Linked DNA regions of Mus musculus: region 1 is linked to region 2. Evidence: chromatin loops called from intact Hi-C (ENCODE). Cell type or tissue: left cerebral cortex. All regions are shown on one strand. Each heading gives the region's core, and the rest is flanking DNA. Links, peaks and the distances in the headings are about the cores only. Region 1 holds the start of Gm34704 (a long non-coding RNA gene). Region 2 holds the start of P2rx1 (purinergic receptor P2X, ligand-gated ion channel, 1).

Region 1 (8,331 bases), core at 276-8,275, 60 kb before region 2:
AGCTCCTTGGGTACTTTCTCTAGCTCCTCCATTGGGGGCCCTGGGATCCATCCAATAGCTGACTGTGAGCATCCACTTCTGTGTTTGCTAGGCCCCGGTGTAGTTTCCCAAGGCAACTCTTATAAGGACACCATTTCATTGGGGCTGGTTTGCAGATTCAGAGGTTCATTCCAGTATCATCAAGGCGGAGCATGGCAGTGTCCAGACAGGCGTGGGGCAGGTGAAGCTGAAAATTCTGTCTTCATCCAAAGGCAAACAGGAAAAGACTAGCTTCCAGGCAGCTAGGAAGAGGGTCTTAAAGCCCACACCCACAGTGATACACCTACTCCAAGGCAACACCTCCAGACAGTGCCACTCCCTGGCCCAAACAGTCAAACCACTACATTCTGCTCCCTGGCCCCCAGAGACTTGCTCAAACATATGAGTCTATGAGGGCCATACCTACACATGGAATAATGCAAAATACATTTAGTCCTACTTCCAAAGCCTCCATAGTCTATAGCAGTCTCAACAATGTCCAAAGTCCAAAGTTCAAAGTCTCTTCTGAGATTCATCTAATCACTTAACTGTCATCCCCAAAGAAAGACAGGGAACCAGCTGGGCAAACGTCAAACTCTGCATCTCCATGTCTGATGTCCAAGCAGTCTCCAGATCTCCAACTCCTTTTTCATTTTTGTTGACTGCAACAAACGTCTTTCTCCTGGGCTGGTTGCACTCCCTGTTGGCAGCTTTCCTTGGCTAGTATCCCATTGCTCTGGCATCTTTAATATCTTGGGGTATCCAAGTAAACTTCAACTTTACAGCTCCTTGTTCCAATGTCTGGGATCTACCCATGATCTCCTGGACTCCTCCAAAGGGCGCAGGTCACTTCTCCAGCTCTGCCCTCTGTAGCATTCTAGGCTCTGGTTGACCTACTCCACTGCTGCTGCTGTTCTTGGTGATCATCCCATAGTGCTGGCATCTCCAATACACTGGGGTCTTTTGCTGCAACTAGGCTTCACCAATAGCCTCTCATAGGTTTTCTTTATGGTGCCAAACCTCAGCTTCTTTGCATGACCCCTTCAGTCCTGGGCCATCAACTGCAATTCAGACTGTACCTTCACCAATGACCTTCCATGGCCATTCACAGTGCCAAGCCTCAGCTATTCTTCATAACACCTTCATGCCTTCAAAGCCAGTACCACCTGGGTGACTCTTACACATTACCAAGTCCAGGTGCAACAAGAGGTACAACCTTGGCTATCTCTGTGATCTCAGAAAACACTTCCCAGAAGATTTCACCCCAGTGATGCTGGTCTCCTCCTAATCACCACTAATTCCTTAGCTCCTGCTACCTAGGATCAATTGTCCCAGGAGTCCCTTCTATTTTTTTACTCTAAAGCCAGTGCCACATATTCAAAACTTCTGAGTTCTGTTGTCTAAGCCTTACTATCTTGAACCTTGTACTCAGTAGATTGACCTTGAACTCAGAGATCTGCATTCCTGTCTCCTGGGATTAAAGGTGTGTGCCACCATGCCTGGACCTAAATTTAGCTGGGTAGGATCTTGCCCCAAAGCCCCACTCCCTTAATCTGTTATGTCCTAGAACACAAGCTTCAGGTCCATTCTACTTCCTGATGTCGCTTCAATACTTAAACCACATATTTTGTATTTTTCCTTTCTCAGCTTGCTCCTTTTCAACTTTTGTCTTCTAGACTCAGGATTAGATTCACAGGGGTGCCCTAAAATTCTGGATTGTAGTTCATTCCAGATATAGTCAAGTTGACAACCATGAATGACCATTAAACTGCCATCCTTTTTTAAAAAAAATATTTATTTTATATATATGAGTACACTGTCACTGTCTTCAGACACACAAGAAGAGAGCATCGGATCCCATTACAGATGGTGATGAGCCACTATGTGGTTGCTGGGAATTGAACTCAAGACAGTCAGTGCTCTTAACAGCTGAGCCATCTCTCCAGTTCTACACTGCCATCTTTGAAGGAATAAACTATAAACAAATACCATGAGCCAGGTAGTGGTGGCCTCACACCTTTAATCCCAGCACTCGGGAGGCAGAGGAAGGCGGATTTCTGAGTTTGAGGCCAGCCTGGTCTACAAAGTGAGTTCCAGGACAGCCAGGATAGTTTTCACTATACAGAGAAAAACCCTGTTTTGAAAAACCAAAGAAGAAGAAGAAGAAGAAGAAGAAGAAGAAGAAGAAGAAGAAGAAGAAGAAGAAGAAGAAGAAGAAGAAGAAGAGATGAAACAAGAAAGACTAGCTATGAACAGCTAACTGTATGATAAGAAAATAGAAAATATATAAAATGGGCAGATTTTTTTTTTCTTTTGGTGTTTTTGAGTCAGAGTTTCTCTGTGTAGCCCTGGCTGTCCTGGAACTCACTTTGTAGACCAGGCTGGCCTCGAACTCAGAAATCTGCCTGCCTCTGCCTCCCGAGTGCTGGGGTTAAAGGCGTGCGCCATCATGCCTCGCTGGGCAGATTTTTAAAAGACAATTCTGATGCTTTCAGGAGCTGAAACATGGCCTCCTTGTTAAATTGACTGGGAAAGAAATAGGAGTCTATATCAATCTACAGCAAGTAAAGAGACTGAAATAGTCATCCAACCACATACCTACCACCACCACCACATAACAGCAATGGGGGATTCTAACAGACCAGTAGGAGAAAGTTGACCCCACAGCTTCACAGACTCTTCCAAAAGCAGGAGAGCAGGAGAGCAGCACTTCCCACTTAGCCTTCTTAGGCCAATGTTAGATACCCAAGCCAGAAATCCCCACAAGTAAAACAAAAACAAAAAACTGTAGCCCACATCTCTGTTCATATGGTTACTAAAATCCCAGCAAACTAGGTCTAATTCATAAAACTCTACCCTGAGACCAAGGTCGGTGAGATTCGCCACAGGAATTCAAGGTGGGCTCAGTATCTACTCAATCAACCCTGTTCTAACACACTGCATCTACACAGCAAGAACAAAAACCCCGTTCCTCTCAAAAGACAAAGCTTTTGGCAAAATGTTCTTTCATGCTAAAGTCAGCGAGGAGGACCAGAGGGCAGGTCCTCAACTTGATGCAGTGATCTAGGAAACCCCACCAACACCTCACTTACTGAAAAAATGGTAGAAAATAGGGGTTCCCCTAAATCAGCAGCAGCTGCAGCAGGTGTAGCTTCATCCTTCTACCTGGCGTTGCACCGAAGGGTCCAGCCAGGAGAGCTAGACATGAAACCAAGAGTCTATAGTAGCTCCGGGTTTGGAAAGGAAGAAGTAAACTGATCAAAAACCCCAGTAAAACACAAATTTCATCTGAGTTGCAGGCTACAAAGTTAAAGATCTAGCAGAAGTGAGCATATGTGCGCATGCGCAGGAGACACACCTTCACTAGGAGAGGCTACAGTATCAGGAGTGTGAAGGCAGCTGGGCACCTTACTGCAACTCCATCTCAAAACAATAACACCACACACACACACACACACACACACACACACACACACACACACACACACCACTGAGGAGTAAATTATTGGAAGAAGGGCAAACTTCATAGTGTGAATACACAGTGCGACAGAAAGAAACGAGATGGGAGAAACTGATGGACGGACAGAGGGCCATGGGAGCACTGACCATGGGCATTTGTCAGAATGTTGTCACTCTGCACTTCAACCTACACAGGGAAAACTCACCCGCGGGCTTTTTGGTGCTTAGGAGTCACTGTTTATCTCAGTTCCTGTCCGGCAGGAATCCCCACAGTTTAGCTGCTTCCTGCAGCTCGAGGTCTCACGTGGGTTCCAGGCATTTCAAGATCTGATCAGAGCAAAAAGATCCACTGGCTGCCATGCAATTGATTGTCAGGCTTTGTTTCCTTGCCGGCTGTTAGCCTGAAGCCCTCAGGTCTTTCCTATGTCTGCCAGATTCCTTCCCCCCACCCCCATCCATTCAAGCTGGGGCTTGCCTGCCCCAGCAGGAGCCATCCAAGAGAGAGCCTGGGTTGTGCTTGTTACTGTTTTATTTTGTTTGGAGACAGGGTCTCACTATGCATCTCTGACTGGCCTGGGACTCACTCTGTAATTCAGACCGGCTTAGAGCTCACAGAGATCTGCCTCTACCTCCCAAGTGCTAGGATTAAGGGTGTGTACCACCATGCTGGCGAACGTTTCTACAAGGAGTTTCGTTTCGTTTTGGCTTTGCTACAGAGTTTCTATAACCCAGTTTCAGAAGGTCATCTCCTTGCTGGTGCCTGGTCGCTCACTCTAAGCAAGTCTCGCAACCCTCTCCTACATAAGGGGAAGGGATTACAAATATCTTGAATTCCGGACGGCCTGCAAGGATCACAGTCACCCTGGAGACTGTCATGGATGACAGCCTGTTATTCCCCTCCTCACCACCAGGGTGGCAAAATACTCTGCTGCAGGCGTATGGCTTCATTTGCTATGTCAGCATCTTCTTATTGAGCTATAAGCGCCACATACACACAGGTAATGGGCCACTTAACCAAACAGTAGTTGAATGGATAGCTTTACACACACACACAGTTACATTTTTGCTTATTATATGTGTGCAGTTGTATTATGTACACACACACACACACCGCATGACACACATGTAGAAATCAGAGGACATCTTCTAGGAACTGACTCCTTCCTTCCATGATAGTGGTCTCAGGGATAGAACTTGAGTCACCCAGGCTTGGCAGCAAGTACCTTTACCCACTGAGCCATCTTACTGGCCCTGAAATTATTTTTTTAAATTAAATTATATATTTTTTACAGTGATGAGGAGTACACCCAGGGCCTCACACACAATCAACGTCCCTCTACCGCTGAGCTGCATCCCATCCCTAAAAATGCTGATTTCTGAACACACAGTGAAAACGCCTGGTAGCTTAGGTAAGAAGGTGTGGCGTGCTTTGTAGTTTGATATTTGTCTGCTTGTTTTGCTGTTTTGAGATCTAATGTTAAGAGAATGTCACTCCACGAGACCACCTTAATCCTTTCATGAGGATATATCCTCCTCCAACCTCTTACACTATACGCTGAGGACCAAGCCTCCTTGTGAATTCTCTGGGCAGGGGTGTGGGAGGAGTCATGCTGAAACGCACCACATGTGCGGCATTATGCTCAACACTTGCAGAGTACTAGCACACTTCATCTAGTATTTAATGTGGCTATTTTCAGAGTTTTCTGCATTACAAAAGGCATCTCAGTACCATGGACAATTATTCCACGGATAAATTCCCATGGGGGAGGGGTGGTATAAAGTGCTTGCCCCTCTCAGGCTCTGAACACCTGGCCAGTGCCACTCCAGAGGGGACAGGACACCCAGCTCCTCCCTGCTGCCCAGCTGTGTTTGAATCTGTCCTGGTTCTCCAGCCATACCAATCTGGTCTTCTTAGTCTTTGTGTTGCTTTGTCATACGTTTCTTGGATGACTTACACAAATGAACATTTGTTGCTTGCTTAGGGGTGATTTGTGGTTTGGTTTTTTTTTTTTTTTTTTTTTTTCTTATGGAATTGTTGGCATCTGGCTCTTTTCCTCTCCCCCACTGGCAGGCTGATTCTAATCTTATTGATCTGTACGGGCTCTTTATACACTATGAAAATACGAAAAGCAAGCCATTGTGTATGTTACAAATGTCTCTTCCAATTTTGTCCTCTGTCTTTTATTCATTATCTTAGAAAATATTTTTTTCATAGAAATTTCAGTTATGAAAATAGCATTTGCTTGCAGTGAGGAGTTCACACAGCACAGAGAGATAAGAGCAGAACACAAAGGCCTTTCTCCCTACCTTCATGTTCTTTCCTCAAAATGACCACTCCAAGTCAGGGAAGATGGTCCATACCTAGAATCTGAGGCTAAAGCAGGAGAGTGGAAGCTTGGGACCAGTCTAGGCCACCCACTGCCATTAGCAAGCACATTAGAGACCACAAGACAAAGAAACTGAATCAAGCAACCGTGAGTCCCATGTTCCTGTCCCATCTGCTCCACCATGCTTAAACCAAGAGCTGACGCTGCAAAATCTCTTCACCTGCCATAGCAGACTCCAGAACTGTGAACTAATACGAACCTCTTTTCTTAATAAGCTACCAGTCTCAGATATTCTGTTATAGCAACAGAAAATGGACTAAGACAGTATTCACCTATTGATATGGGGAAAGTCCACCAAACCCTACAGAATGAAAAATCTATAATAATATCCACATCCTGATCTGGGGTAAGAATAAAATAGACTAAACCTGAGAAAACATGTAGTAACATTTAGCATTGGTTATTCCTGGTAATGAGTGAGATTACAGACATTTTATCCTTTTATCTGCATTTAAAGCCCTTCTATAGTAAATATGTTGTGCCTATAGTAATAAAAGGTAAATAAAAAGTTTTTTTTTTAAACTTTCTATTGTGAGATTTGCCTTTTTCAAGTTTTGTTTTTGCCGTTGTCCAGGATTTGGCTTTCTGCACTGCAGGCTGGACGATGTGGCCATTTCCTGCTGGAAGGGTTGTTTTTTTCCAGGTTGCCTGAGAGGCTGAAGGTTTGGAACAAACAGGAGCTGCCCACTTCTTAGCCGGGCAGCCCCCTAGGTCTGAGTCACACGCAGCCCTGGATTGCCGGCCTCACACGCTCGCCCTGTGGCCCATGCAGGCCTCGTGCCCCGCTCCAAGCTGAGTGGAGCCTCCAGGCCTGTGCACGTGAGAGGCCATTTCTGAGATGGAGCTTCCGGGGGCGAGTCTGCAGGCCTACAAGCGCCTAAGGCCAGAGAGCACCAGCATGTTTTCTTCAGCCTCTCTGACAGTTGCATGAGTTAAGATGGCCTCATTTTCGCTCATCAGATGTTAGAGCATCTCATTGAGTTTCTCTCATTTACCGCCAAAGAGACCTAACTAATAGAGCTTGGAGCCAGGTCTCCTGGGAGGTCCACAGGTAACCTTGCTCTGCTGTGAAGAATGGAAGCCACTGCTCAGCCAGCTCCTGACGCCAGGCTGGGCACAGCCTGGGCTATAGTTCCCAAGCAGTGGGCCAGTCTTGCTGATCTTTCCCTGTGCAAAGTCCCTAAAGACTTTCTAAAGTCCCCCATGCAAATCTCTCCCTGTAAGAAGAGCAAGCTGTGGGACTTAATTCGGGGGGAAGTGCTTAGCGTCTGCTTCCAAACGTCTTAATGTTTCTCCTATGGAAGAACATTCATGTACCTTTTGCCTCCTCTGCCAATACGCTGCAATGTTTAAAGAATGTTTTCTCAAGTCCCGTGTCATGGTGCACACCTGTAATCCCAACACTAGGAGGCTAAGGAAAGAATACACACACACACACACACACACACACATACACATATATATATATGCCTTTTCCTAGAACTAGAAACTGAATTCTTATCAAATATATGAATTGTAGATAGCTCCTCCTCCCATTCTGAGCCTGTCTTTCTTTTACTTGCTTAATAGTGTCTTTTTAAAAAAAGTTGTACCCAAAGATGACCTTGAACTTTAGATCCTTCTGCCTCTATCTCCAGGACTCTGGGATTAAAGTCCTGAGCCTACACACCTTCTTTAAGCAGTTCTGGGGAATCAAAACCAGGGCTTTGTGTACTCTGACAATTGAGCTACATTCCCAGCCCTCGATAATGGCGTTTTTAAAAAAAAAGATTTGTTTGTTTGTTTGTTATGCATATGAGTAAACTGTAGCTGCCTTCAGACATACCAGAAGAGGGCATCCATCGTATCCCATTATAGATCTACCATGTGGTTGCTGGGAATTGAACTCAGGACCTCTGGAAGAGCAGTTAGTGCTCTTAACCACTGAACCACTTCTCCAGCCCAATAATGTCTTTTGATACAAAGAAATTTTAATTTTAGAGTAATTCCAGTTTATATAGTTTTTCGTTTGTGGCAAGTGACTTCTGTGTCCTTTGAAATCATTGTCAAAGTGAAGGTCTTGGAGATCATTTTCCACAGCTTTGAGAAAAAGGAATATCCTGAGACTGGAGATACCAAAGCAAGAGAGGAAATAAATGGGAAACAGAGAGGGAGACCAGGATAGGCAACCTGGCTGAGAGGTGTGCCCACCACCTCCCAGTGGTCACAAGGGTCACTACCCCCAAGAACCCAGAGCCTGGAAGTGGGGTGGGGCAGAAACAGGAGAACCCTGGCACCTAGGGCCCCCTCACACACTCCTGAATGACCCTCAAGGACAGCGACCCCAAAGGGTGACAATGACTGGATGCCTGGTCTCAATTTGCTATCTGTACCTCTGAGCCCCTGACAAATTGTCAAAGGAGGAACCGTCAGGAGGCACCTCTCACAGCCTGCATGGTAAATTCCTGCTGCCATCACATGCCCAGGA
Region 2 (8,331 bases), core at 14-8,013:
CTCTCCACCTGTACTAACAAAGCCTAGGGCCAAAAGATGTCTGTCCTTAAGAGTGAACCAGTGCAAGAGATGTGTGTGTGTGTGTGTGTGTGTGTGTGTGTGTTACTCGAATATCTGGAAGTGTGTGCATATGGAGGGGTGTGTGTGTATGTGTGTGTGGAGGCTGCAGGTCAACATGAGATGTCTTCCTCTCCCCATCTTTTTTTTTTTTTTTTTTTTTTTTTTTTGCAACAGGTGTTTTCATTGACCTTAGAGCACCACATTTGAGCTTGGCTGGCCCATGACCTCCAGGGATCTGCTGATCTCTACCAGTCCAGCATTGGGTTACAGATGTATGCTGCTGAGCCCCCATGAATGTTGGGAAGCCAAACTCAGTTCCTTGTGCTTGCACCGGCTGAGCCACCCCTATAGTCTCATGTGGTTGGCTCGATTCTGCAGGGTTATTATCAAGAAAAGAAAGTTGTGCCTTTGGTGGCACCTTGGGTCTTTCAGTACCTTCAGGTGGCCCTCTCTGCCATGCTGACTGAGAACAGGGCTGATGCCCAGACACAGGCCTGAGGGTGTATCTAACAAGCTATAAACCTGGCTTCTTGGGGATGGAGTGAGTGGGGGAAGAAGAGGAAAGAGCAGGAGGAGGAAGAGGAAACATAAAAGGAAAGAGGATAGGGAGAAAGAAGAAAAGGAGAAAGAAAGAGAAAGGAAGGGAGGAGGTGAAGTGGGGGAAGAAGAAGAGGAGTATGGGAGAGGGCGGCTGTGGCATGAAGCAACATACTGGACAATGACTGCCTTCCTTTTCCTTTCTTCTCTCCATCCTTTCTCTTCTCCCTCAATTGGAGCAGGTCCCTCTCTAGAATATGGCGTAAGCATCGTCGGGGCGGGCACAGAGATGGCTCAGTCTTAGCACCCACCCATTCCTATCACACACAATTCATTTCTGGGCCTACTGCTGTAACAGCTGCACGTGAAGTCAGCTGGGAGAGGGACATGCCCTTTTGTTTGGGGTCAGGGTAAGGTCACAGAGCCTGCTGAAGCTCTGACTCCTTAGGAAAAAAAAAGCGAAGGATGTGGTTCCCACCACCCTGGCTCAGTGGCGTCAGACAGTTGAGAGAGTTCCTACTGGAATGTCAGTGTGTGTGTGTGTGTGTGTGTGTGTGTGTGTGTGTGTTTTCTATTCAAGAGGTTGGGGCTGGTCCTGGGTGCTGGGAGGGGACATGCAGAAAGCAGCCCAGTTTGCATAAGGGTTCGGTGCCAGGCCCAGGGGCCATTCGCTCCCTGTTAGTAGCTCATGAGGAAGAAGATTCCTTATCAGCACTCAGCGTGGGTCGGCTTGGCCGGGGGTGCAGAGCAGTGAAGGTTACCAAGGAGACCTGTGCTTCAGGCTGGTTCTTCTAGTAGGCCAGGGTGAGAATGCTTCCCTCTGACCCTAGGTGCACAGTGTGAGCCAGCCTGATCAGGTTCTTGGGACCCTATGCTCAGGGTCTGCTTTACTATTGAGGAAGGCAAGGGTTGTATTGGACCTGAACCCTAATTCAACAGTGTATTTTAGTTCTCTGTCCTGGAGGTTTCTGGGACCGTCCCCCAAGGGCTTCTTCACTCTGGGGAAAGTGTTATGTTGTCCCACTTTACAAGAAGCAGACTTAGAAAAGCCAGACAATGCCCCCAAGCCCTCAACAAGTGACACAACTGCCTAATATCAGGCTTTCCAAGCTGGGTCTCAGAACTCCCTAGGGATAGGTGACCCTAGTCTCGTCTAGATGTCTACCTCCCTGTCTGTTCTGGTGGTAAGGATGGGATGGGAGTGGTGTCAGGAGTACAGTCAAGCAGGTCAGACAGAGGGAGAGCAAGGTTGCAGATAGAGATGCCAGCCTGAGGCTGAAGTTAATGGGTATAGACCAAGCTTGGACTTGAAGGGACTGACGAAGAGGGAGTGTCCAAGGGTAGCTCTAGGCTACAGGACTTGACATCAGTTCTGTTCATCTTCCTGCAGGTCCCCAGGACTGAACTGTCTACTCTGAGACTGTGGGGGTGGGGATGGAGGTAGAGTGTTGAGGGATTGTCCTGGCGAGACCCTTCAGTTCTGTCCTGTCAGGTTCCTGGAGTGGGGGTAGCCAGTAGCTTTATCTCTGGCCCTGTGGCTGGTGGCCATGGTGGTTTCCGGAGAGCAGCTCCTGTTTCCGGAGGCCCAGCAGGGCCCAGGCGGAGCCTTGAGGGGTAGTGGGGCTGGGCCTGGGTGGCCTCACTGGCTCCGCCTCTGTCTATCTTTGGGAATTTATTTCACGGGGCACCACTGGCCGGTACTCCACTGCCTGCCAGCAGTCAAAAGCTGCTCTGATCACCCTGGGTTTTTCCCTCCTAACCCAGATCCCACCAACGAACCTCCAACTCTGGCCCCACTTGGCCTGCTCTGTTCTTAAGGGGCTGGGAAGCCTCCAGCCACTCCACTGCTCTCTCTGTAGACACAGATGCTAGCCTGCCCTTGACCACAGAGGCCGTGCGGGGGGCTTGTCTCTGAGCCCCTTCTGGCCCACCATGGCTCGGCGGCTGCAGGATGAGCTGTCAGCCTTCTTCTTTGAGTATGACACTCCCCGGATGGTGCTGGTACGAAACAAGAAGGTGGGAGTCATTTTCCGTCTGATCCAGTTGGTGGTTCTGGTCTACGTCATTGGGTGAGTCTAAGTCCCCCTCCCAACACCTTTGGGCACCAGTCTTCTACATGTGCCAATCCTCAGAGCTCTGGGGTACCCTTCATCTCTCCAAGCACTGGAAAGCTCTCCTGGTGAGCCTCCATGCCTTAAGAAGGAATAGGCCCTGTTAACCTACTGTCAAGATGGAGACACCAATGCAGGATAGGACACGCTACTCTGGGTGCATGGTGACCAAGGGGCAACACCATTGTGGGTCCTGAGGACATTGTAAAAGGCCCCTTCTAGTGAGTGAGTGGCACGCCCTGCAAGAGCCCTTTTCACCTCCAACTTTCCTCATGCAACTGAAACAAAGCAATGCCTCATTTTACTCGCCAGAACATAGGCTCTGTTCCCGTCTCTCCAGTCAGAACAAAGGACAACCTGGGAAATCCAGGTCCCTGGGGGACTAAAAGACAATTGGATTCTGAACACTTAGCATCTTGATGGAGACACAGAGCAGGAAGTAGTCTCCATTCCCAAGTGTGACATCTCCTTCCCTGGCACAGGGTCAGAGCAGCACAGGTCTCCTTCAGCTATCTGGCTAGCCTGGGAACCATGCAAAGGCTAGCAGGCCAGGCAGGATCTTGTGTTTGCATGTGTGTTGTGTGGGCTAACATGGTATTCTATGACTGCCCATGTCCTATATATTTAGCCATGTACCGGTGGTTTTATATACCTGGTTGGCTACGCAAGCTTACAGCTGTGTCTCTGTCTGCCCTGGGTCTGAGGTAGCTGGGTACCAGAAGTGTCACATGTCAGGAGCATCATGCTTACTTACAGTCACACTAAAAAGAGCCTCTAGAGGCTATGAGATCAGTAAAAGGGTTGGGTCCTAATGGGAGCCTGAGAACGCCCAGTACCCCTGCCTGCCTGTGTTGTGTGGTTCTGAGGGCTCTGCAAATCCCCATTTGGGGGGACTGGGACTAAGAGCCCAAAGAGTTACTCATGTGGTACTAGCCTCTTGGGAGTATCTAGTTCCTAGAGTAGCCTTTCTTCTGCTCACTGATGCCCTAAGATTCAGAGCTAGTCAGGTGCAGCCAAAGCCAGGATCCTTCAGCTGCATTTCAGGCTATGTCTTGGTCACAAATCAAGTTGGTCAAGCTTAAGAGGAAGACTAAGGCCCATAGAGGAGCCCTGGAATTTCTAGGTCACTAGGCAAATCAACCCTGAACCTTTGCTCTGTCTCCTCATTTCCCACTCCCTACAAAGTTTCCAGGAAACTTTCTGATGGGTACCAGTAGCCTCCTGCTGAGCACAAGAGGGGCGTAAACGTCCACCATTAATTATTTGCTAGTTCCTCAGGAAGGAGAAGTCACTACTCAAGCCCAGCCTGTTTCTCACTTGGGGAGATCAAAATGGTTGTCCCTACTCAGGCCCCAGGGGCTCTCTACTTTATTTTCAGAACTGTGGCTAGGAGCAGTGTCTGACTGTCACAGGGACAGAACAAAAGGGATAGTCTACTGTCCCTACTGCCCCTTAGCCCTGATCTATACCTCCTGTGACAGGAACCTTACCCCATCCCTCTTTCCTTTCTTCTGGCCTGAAATGGTCTATCATTTTCAAATGTTTCAAATGTTTCTTGTTGGTGTGAGGGTGGGGGTATCAGAGGTGAGGGATGCAACTAGTCTTGCTAAAATTCCCAGTTCACACAGCAGAGCCAAAGGCAAGGTCTTCAGGTCCCCAAACCCAGGCTTCTCTGCCCACTAACTAGGGCGCTTACTAGCTCCAGCAATGGCACCTACTGTCTCTGTCGCCCTCATCTGGCCACTGCCAGATGCTACAATGACTCCTGCAGGTTAAACTCCTGAGCCTTGCTCCACTGTTACATAGGACAGCGGTTGGAGAGGACCTTTCCTTGTGAAGGGAAAGGGCTTCGCTATAAGGATCCTCCTCTTTCCTAGATGTTTGTCTGGTCCTGTGGGGGCTGCAGGGAAGTCGGGGGTGGGGGGGACGAGAGAGTCAGTCTCTGGGCACCAGACAAGGTGAAGCCCACATTGGGGACGGGCAGCATGGAGGTGGAGAGGGACACAAAGTCAAGCATTGGAACACAGTTCTGATGAAAGTGGCCTTAGACTTAGGCAGGCAGGCAGGCAGGCAGGCAGGCAGGCAGGCAGGCAGGCAGGCAGGCAGACAACAGACAAGAGGCTGAGATGCCAAGATCTGGAACAGGCTCAGAGGAGGAAAGTTAAGGCTTTGGACTCTATTGGTCATGTTCTTCCTGTACATTCAAGGCAAGTGGGGAAGAAGCCCTGGAAGATGGAGACTCTGCTGGCCTGGGTTAAGGTGATGTCACAGGTGAAATGCTCCAGTTGGAGGGATTGGGCTATGAGACAGACTGGTCTAGCCGTTCCTGCTGGAAAGCAGAGGGGACACAGGGTAAAAACTTCGTTAGGTGGGTTTAAGTGGGCTAGACTGGCCAGGTATGGAAGTACGAGTTTAACCCTAGCTAGTTAGAAGTAGGTGGATCTCTGTGAGCTTGAGGCAAGCTTGATCTACATAGTGAGTTGTAAGACTCTAAGGCAGCCAGGGTTACACAGTGAGACCCAGTCAAGGGGTGGGGGGTTGGGGGACAGCTGGATTTTGTGTTTGTTTGATTTTTGAGACAAGGTCTCTCTACATAGCCCTGGCTCTTCTGGAACTCACTTCGTTCTGGCTTCAAACTCACAGATATCTGCCTCTGTCTCTGCAACCCAAGTGCTAAGAATACATGTGTGAGCTACCATGTCTGGCTCTGGTTGAATGTTTTGTTTGGTGACTGGAACTTGCATGAGACTGACTTCAAATAATATCCACCCTTTTAATTAACTTTTTTAAGAAAGTAATCATTATTTTTTAAAGATTAGTTTATTTTATGTATATGAGTACACTGTCACTGACTTCAGACACACCATAAGAAGGCATCAGATCCCATTACAGATGTTTGTGAGCCACCATGTGGTTGCTGGGAATTGAACTCAGGACCTTTGGAAGAACAATCAGTAATCTTAACCACTGAACCATCTCTCCAAACCCTGAAAGGAATTATTTTTATTTTATGTTTATCAGTGTTTTGCCTGCATGTTTGTCTGTGACAGATCTTGGAGTAGTTGTGAGCTTTCATGTGGGTGCTGGGAATTGAACCTGGGTCTTCTGGAAGAGCAGTCAGTGCTCTTAACTGCTGAGCCATCTCTCCAGTCCCCTCTCTTAATTAACTTATCTTTCATTTATTTGTTGTTAGGAATTAAACCCAGGGTCTTGAGCATACTAATCGCACTTCCCAACCACTGAGTTTTTCTTTAATTTTCATAAACACACACACACGCACGCACACACACACCACAATTCTGACCCAATCAGGCATGGTGGTATTTACCTCTAATCCTAGCACTCAGTACCCAGAATATCATGAATTCATACATTCATGAATTCAAGGTTAGCCTGGACTACATGGTGAGTTCCAAGCCAGTTTGGAATACAGGATGATACTGTCTCAAATCAAGCAAAACCTCACAAGCATGTTGTCCTTATTATTCACAAGGTTGTATAATTACCACTTCTAATTACATTTCTATCATTCAAAAAATCATACATGCCAGGCGGTGGTGGTGCATGCCTTTAATCTCAGCACTTGGGAGGCAAAGGCAGGCGAATTTCTGAGTTGGAGGCCAGCCTGGTCTACAAAGTACAAAGTGAGTTCCAAGACAGCCAGGGTTACACAGAGAAACCCTGTCTCGAAAAACCAAAAAAAAAAAAAAAAAAAATCGCACACACACACACACACACACACACACACACACACACCCCTTCTCCTCACTGCTTGCCTATTCTGGGTATTTCCTATAAATAGAACCACATGCCATGTGCCTTTTTGTATCTGGCTTCTTTTTCCTGCTGTGTTGGTTGTGACATAAACCAATAACCCAATGCTTTTTATGGCTAAATAATATTCCCTGTGTTGATTCGCCACATCTTATTTATTAGAGTATCTGTGGTTGGACGTTTTAGGCTGTTTATACTTTTTGACTCCCATAAGCAATGCTGCCCTGAGTATTTGTAGACTAGTACTTTAGTGGATTTATTTTTTTCTGTAAGGTATACAGGTCAAGTGAAATCCCATATTTAAAAATTTGAGGAACTCCAGAGAGCTGTTTTCCAAACAGTCCCATTGCATCAGAGATGCCTATGAGATGTCTGGTGTGGAAGGTGGATGTGGGTCCCAGGTATATTGATTGCCTCTTTGGTAGCTGAGACAAAGCACCTGACAGGAGCAGCCGAAGGCAGAAGGGGTTTGACTCATGGTTTGAGGATCCAGTCTATCATGATGGTGAAGGCATGGTGGCGGTAGCTCTGACTGTGGTGGCAGGAACTGGGATGGCCAGTCTCCCCGGCCCTCAGTCAGGAAGCAATGAGAATGCCGGCTTGCTTTCCCCTTCGTATTCGGCTCACAGCATGGTGCTGCTCACATTCAGGGTGGGCATCCCCAGCTAAGTTAAACCTTCCTCACTGGGGATGTAGCTCAGCTGAGATAGTATCTGCATAGCATGCACCACGAAGCCCTGGAGTCCATCCCCAGGACACATAAACGTAGGTGGATTTGCATCCCTGTGTGCAGGTAGAGGCAGGAGTTCAAGGTCATCTTCAGCTACACAGAGAGTTTAAGGCCAAGCAGGGATGTTTGAAACTTTGTTTCAAATGGTCCAAACAACAAAGTCAACTTCCTCTTCAAAAAAAAAAATTAGCTTATTGCTTTTACATTAAGCCTCCTCCAAGTTCTCAGGACAGAGACAGAATGAAGTTAGGTTCTTTGCCAGCGTATAACAGAAATGACCCAGATGGCCTAGTTCCCAAATGAGCTTGTATTTCCCTGTGAGACCTCATGATCTTGGTCCCCACGGGCTGTATTTCTCTTAGCATTCTTATCCTCTATATTCTCACCAGAATGGCCTATTAAGCTCTGATTACAGCATCCAAGGGCTTCTGTAGCCCACAGCTCCTTCCACAGACCAGTTTCAAAGGCCTAAGCTGTACATGGTCAGCCGTATCTAAGCAATGGCCCCATTCCTCAGTATTCAGATCTGCACTGGGAAAGGTCCTCTATAGGAACAACACTGACAGAATGTATGTGTGGCATAGAAGAGGAGTCACTAGATGGACTTACACAATAGATAGGGGCCAGGTAGTTTAACTACAGCTCTCTGCATGCTGGAGGGGGCAGAAAGCCTGGTAGCAGATCAGTCCATGAAGCTGGATATCTCAGGAGTCCCAATATGGTACCGGAGGCCTGGAAGATTCCTAAAGAGTCACTAATTCTCGGCTCACATTGGAAGACCAAAGAAGGTAGGGCCCGATGTCAGCAGAGGATGTCAGTTGCAGCAATAGCACACACTCTAGGAGGAAGTGAAGGCAGACAGGCCACACTGCTTTTTCTCTGACTTCTTTACCTCTGGGCCTGTTGGAAGGTATTGCTCACTCTGAGTTAACTTGCCCTCTCGGTTAATCCTCTGTGTGCAGGCCCTGAGGTGAGTCTGCTTGGTGATTCCAGATGCAGTCAAGCTGAGGACACCAGCACAAAGCACCCAGAGATGGACACAGGCGTCTGTATAGACTTCTTGAGGGCAGGTTCTTGGGTTTTGCTCACTTCTGTGGTTTTAGTGTCAAGAACAGTGCT

Evidence for each region. Hi-C counts contacts between places; a loop is a spot of excess contacts. Peaks named below come from ENCODE experiments on the same cell type or tissue, not always from the same donor. Only the 100,000 strongest peaks of a DNase experiment are listed, where the experiment ranks them.
Region 1: a loop joins it to region 2, with 2.5 times the contacts of the local background. A loop is called at or near these places in 4 of 42 quality-filtered maps.

Annotation. Positions count from the first base shown.
Region 1 is chr11:72,936,661-72,944,991 of GRCm38, forward strand. It overlaps Gm34704 (a long non-coding RNA gene), which reads right to left and starts at 3,894. Exons shown (of 6, transcript XR_879998.1): 1 at 3,684-3,894. In left cerebral cortex, for the core only: a CTCF peak has its summit at 4,391; a DNase peak (open chromatin) is centred at 4,360; H3K4me3 peaks cover 501 bases.
Region 2 is chr11:72,996,786-73,005,116 of GRCm38, forward strand. P2rx1 (purinergic receptor P2X, ligand-gated ion channel, 1) reads left to right here and starts at 2,360. Exons shown (of 12, transcript NM_008771.3): 1 at 2,360-2,666. The coding sequence starts at 2,530. In left cerebral cortex, for the core only: CTCF peaks have their summits at 2,250 and 4,451 (motif pointing left); DNase peaks (open chromatin) are centred at 2,184 and 4,440.